Linked DNA regions of Homo sapiens: region 1 is linked to region 2. A link is an interaction called in ENCODE POLR2A ChIA-PET data of the cell type or tissue named here. Cell type or tissue: PC-9. All regions are shown on one strand. Region 1 overlaps ST3GAL3 (ST3 beta-galactoside alpha-2,3-sialyltransferase 3). Region 2 overlaps MPL (MPL proto-oncogene, thrombopoietin receptor).

Evidence for each region. ChIA-PET counts read pairs that join two places held together with the same protein. Peaks named below come from ENCODE experiments on the same cell type or tissue, not always from the same donor. Only the 100,000 strongest peaks of a DNase experiment are listed, where the experiment ranks them.
Region 1: POLR2A ChIA-PET joins it to region 2 with 12 read pairs; 2 of 35 experiments call an interaction of 5 or more read pairs at or near these places.

What each region holds. Positions count from the first base shown.
Region 1 is chr1:43,802,009-43,804,508 of GRCh38, reverse strand. All of the region lies in intron 3 of ST3GAL3 (ST3 beta-galactoside alpha-2,3-sialyltransferase 3), which reads right to left. Among named protein-coding and RNA genes, the nearest start is that of MIR6079, 35 kb to the left of the region's middle. In PC-9, no CTCF peak of the experiment used is centred here; no DNase peak of the experiment used is centred here.
Region 2 is chr1:43,342,188-43,344,687 of GRCh38, reverse strand. The region is part of intron 6 of MPL (MPL proto-oncogene, thrombopoietin receptor); the gene reads right to left. Among named protein-coding and RNA genes, the nearest start is that of MPL, 5.6 kb to the right of the region's middle. In PC-9, no CTCF peak of the experiment used is centred here; a DNase peak (open chromatin) is centred at 1,167; H3K27ac peaks cover 2,032 bases.

The sequences.
Region 1 (2,500 bases), 460 kb before region 2:
CTGCTCCATCTCAACCAAGGTCTTTACCTGACAAGCACTTTACTCTCAGCCCCAGCCTCATAGTCATGTTACTGATTATTCAGTCTGTGTGTGGCCCCTCACAGAGTTCCCTGACTAGCAGGAAAATTTAAGCATCATCTTTAGGAAGTGTAAATGAGAAAAGAAAGCAATCAGGAAGGCATAGGCATTATACTCCAGGAATACAGGAGCAGAGCTTCTCTACTGCTGGGGTTGGGCAAGGTTACAGATCCCAGCGCATCTCCTTTATACAAATGTGTTCTTAGAGTTGCATGTGAATTTGCCTTATACAGAGGAACTGCTATTTTGAGTGTACCAACACTTCAGGGACTATTCACCTCTCGGGTAGTGGCATGAAAGTCTGGGTCTCACCAGCAGCCCAATGATCCCAGATCTGTACAAAGAACAGAACACTCTAGGAATCCCAGGCCAGCCAGGCACAATATGCACTCATATTCCAGCTCTCCTAGCACCTGAAGATACTCTCCTCCCCAGGTATGAAAGCAGAAAGCCAGCAGAAGTGTTTAGTCTGATGGCTTAGGCTTCCTGCTTTGGCCAGGCTGGAAAGCCCAGGATTACAAAAATCACTGACCAAGGAGCACGTGTGTCTCTGCCCAGCTCCAGGTGGGGAGTGACATGGCTGATGCAAATCCCTGACCTTCCCCTCCTGCACGTGCACCAAGTCAGAGCTGTGAATGCACAAAGTGCTTTTTCAGACGTCTTTGAAATTAACCATTAACTCTTCCATTGCCGCCTTAAAGGAATAAGTCAGTCTAGATGTCATAGCAAAAGATTCATATAACTTGTTGGATGAACACTGGAACACTGATGTAAACTCTTAAAAGGTTCAGAAACTGGACATAAACAAAAGGATCCCATGCATTAAAGTGTGAATACATGTAATAATGAAACCTTGTTACATATAAAGCAAAATTAACAGAACTAAAAGAAAATGACACCGTTGGTCTACCATCATAAACCACTGAAAAATCGGGCTCACAAAGTCTGTGAGAATTCAGAAGATTTGAACAGAACAATTACTAAATTTAAACTAACAGACATACAGAGAACCTTACATCCAACAAATGGTGAATGCACATTCCTTTTTTTTTTTTTTGAGGTGGGATCTTGCTATGCTGCCCAGGCTGGATTCAAACTGCTGGGCCCAAGTGATCCTCCCACCTCAGCCCGAGTAACTGGGACTCTAGGTGCGTACCACTGTGCCCGGCCTACAAGACATGTAGGGAGCATTTACAAAACCCGACCAGGCTAAGCATGGTGGCTCATGCCTGTAATTCCAGCATTTTGGGAGGCCAACGCGGGCGGATCACAAGGTCAGGAGTTCAAGACCAGCCTGGCCAATACAGTGAAACCCCGTCTCTACTAAAAATACAAAAATTAGCCAGGTGTGGTGGCACGTGCCTGTAGTCCCAGCTACTTGGGAGGCTGAGGCAGGAGAATCATTTGAACCCGGGAGGTGGAGGCTGCAGTGAGCCGAGATGGCGCCATTGCACTGGGCGACAGAGTGAGACTCTGTCTCAAAAACAAAAACAAAACAAAACAAAAACCAACCAACTGTGAGGCCATAACATAGGGTCAGCCTCCAACTCTTAATTTAAAATTTAAGTATTGAGAAGCTATTGCATGGAATAACATTTTATTGCCGGCAACAAAATACTGTCAGTTATTTCCCTTGAAGTGATAATGCTCACTTTCATTACTGAGAAAATGTCTGCCAAATTCCAAAGTCTGAAAAAACCACAGTCTGTCAATTGTACTTTCAAGTAAAAATTATGTTCCATGAAAAATGTTGCATGAAAAACTCATGGAGCAGAGTGTTGCCCAAGAGGCTGCTGGTCAGTGGCAGGCCAGCCAGGTGGGGACTCCCAGGGGAGCACAGCTCCAGGTGAAGGGCAACACACCTGTTCTCACATATTGGGTAGTATCGCTGCTTATGTGCATTGAATGTAGCCTTTTATGATCTCCAACCAACTCCAGGGTGACTGCTCTAAGAATTCATATACATTTTGCAACAGAGCTTCACGCTATTTTGAAATACCTGATACAAAAAAGTGAGATTAGATTTGAAATCCATTTGTTCTAACTGAAGAAATTTCAACCTTACAATTTTGATTAAGGAAAAGGAAGAACTGTTGGATTTTTAAAATATAATTTCAACTGCTGTAAACATCTGAATAAGTATAAAAATGATTTTATATTTTTGTCAGTTATTTGTGTGAGTTTTTGATGATAACTGAGTATTTTTTAAGAGAGTATCATTAAAAAGCCTTGACAGGAGTTATGTGAAGCCTTCCCAGACAAAACTCCTGAATAAAAATTTATGAACACCGAAACAAGCTCTAGTTTTTAATTAAAAACTTGAAAAGATTTTTATGGTATAGCAATTCAATATTTAATAAATTTCTTAATACTTTGTGTTTCATTTTGCTCATCATAGTTCTTTTTGGTTTGTTTGTTTGTT
Region 2 (2,500 bases):
ACAAATAATTGATACTATGTGCCAATTGGTACTGTGCCAGGCCCTATGAGTGCATAGAGGAATAAGGTTCAAAGAGCTCTAATTTCAGTGGGAAAGACAGAAAAACAAACATGATATTTTTCTGTGATGTGCATAGACTGGCTTGGGAGCATCAAAGGGGAGCATCCAACCCAGACTGGGAGGGTCAGGGAATGCTTCCTGGATACGGCGATGTTTAGACTGAGTTTTGAACTAAAAATAGGATAGGCAAAAGGGACAAACAGGCATCCCAGGCACATGGTTGTGCATAGATAAGAGAGTGTGGTGCTTTGGGGGAAATTCTAAGTGGTGCAGATGGTTTTCGCATAAAGGGCCTGGTGGTAGGTGGTAAATGTGAGACTGCAGACCATGTCATGGATGGCCTTATGGCCTTTCTGGGGAGCTTGAACTTGAATTACTACTAACCTTGTGGTAGTTATGTAGACATTTAAGGATTTTAAGCAGGGAAGTGCCATAGCTACCTTTGTACTTTAGGAAGATCATTCTAACTACAGTCTGTAGAAAGGATTTGTGAGGGCCGACTAGAAGCAGAGAAATCCATTATGACATTCTTGTAGTTTTTCATGTGCAAAGTGATGAGGATGTGAAAATAGGGTAGCAGCAGTGAGAGACAGGGAAAGAGATGATTGAAGAGATATTGAAAAGGTAAAAATGACAAGACTATTTCTGGTTAGGCCTGGAGGGTATTGGAATGGGAGAAGTCCAGGATGATTTCTATTTTTCAGTCCAGGAAAACTGAATTCATGGTAGGATCGGAGACAATAAAGAAAAAGCAAGTTTTTTTTTTCTTTTTTTTTGAGACAGAGTCTTCTCTCTGTTGCCCAGGCTGGAGTGCAGGGGCACGATTTCAGCTCACTGCAACCTCCGCTTCCCGGGTTCAAGCATTTCTCCTGCCTCAGCCTCCCAAGAAGCTGGGACTACAGGCGCGTGCCACCACACCCGACTAATTTTTGTATTTTTAGTAATGATGAGGTTTCACCATGTTGGCCAGGCTGGTTTCCAACTGCTGACCTCAGGTGATCCACCCACCTCGGCCTCCCAAAGTGCTGGGATTACAGGTGTGAGCCACTGTGCCCAGCAGGAAAAGCAAGTTTTGATAGAGGAAATGATGACTTCAGTTTTGCTACCCTTTAGTCCACTCAGGCATCTCAATCCTATGGATATGTATGCAGTTATTAAAAAGAATGAGTTACATCTTTTTGTAATGATCTCTGAGACATGTTTTTAAGCAAAAAGGTGAGTCAACAAACCATATATGTAATGTAATCCAATTTATATTTAAAAATTAAATATTAGGCTGGGTGTGGTGGCTCATACCTGTAATCCCAGCACTTTGGGAGGCTGAGGTGGGTGGATCACTTGAGGTCAAGAGTTCGAGACCAGCCTGGCTAACATGATGAAACCTCGTCTCTACTAAAAATACAAAAAATTAGCTGGGCATGGTGTCGCACATCTATAATCCCAGCTACTCGGGGGGCTGAGGCAGGAGAATCGATTGAACCCTGGAGGCGGAGGTTGCAGTGAGCTGAGATCACACCACTGCACTCCAGCCTGGGCAACAGAGCAAGACTCCATCTCAAAAAAAAAAAAAATATTACATGTTAGGCTGGGCGTGGTAGAGGGGCTGAGATGGGAGGATTGCTTGAGCTCAGGAGTTTGAGACCAGTCTGGGCAACATAGGGAGACCTTGTCTCTACTTAAAAAAAAAAAAAAAGAAAGAAAGAAAGAAAGAAAGAAAATGCCTGTAGTCCTAGCTAATCAGGAGGCTCAGGTGGGAGGATCGTTTGAGTCTGGGAGGTCGAGGCTGCAGTGAGCCATAATCATGCCACTGCACTCCAGCCTGGACAACAGAGCAAGACCCTATCTCAAAAATAATAAAATTTAAATGTTGTATAGAGATGTATGTAAATACATAGAAAAAAACTGGAAGAATACATTTAAATAGTTAATAGTGTTCAACAATTTTTTACCAGGCACCTACTATTGGTAGGTGAGAATATATTGGTGAATAAAAACCCATTGATCTTGCCCTCATGGATCATATGTGGTCAAGATCAGCCTTTCTCAACTGGAGTTCTGAGAGATTTGTTTTTTTTGAGACAAAGTCTTGATCTGTTGCCCAGGCTGGAGTGCAGTGGTGCAATCATAGCTCACTGTAACCTCAAACTCCTAGGCTCATGCCATCCTCCCACCTTAGCCTCCCAAGTAGCTAGGAATACAGGTGCCACCATGCCTGGCTAATTAAAGAAATTTTGTAGAGACGAAGTCTCACTATGTTGTCTAGGCTGGTCTCAAACTCCTGGCCTCAAGTGATCTTCTCACCTTAGTCTCCCAAAGTGCTGGGATTACAGGTGTGAGCCACTGGGCCTGGCCAGATTTTTATTATCAACCAAATAATCATATAAACTATAAATATGAAAGTATGACTATGATAAGTACTTAAGAAGGAGAGGTACGGCCA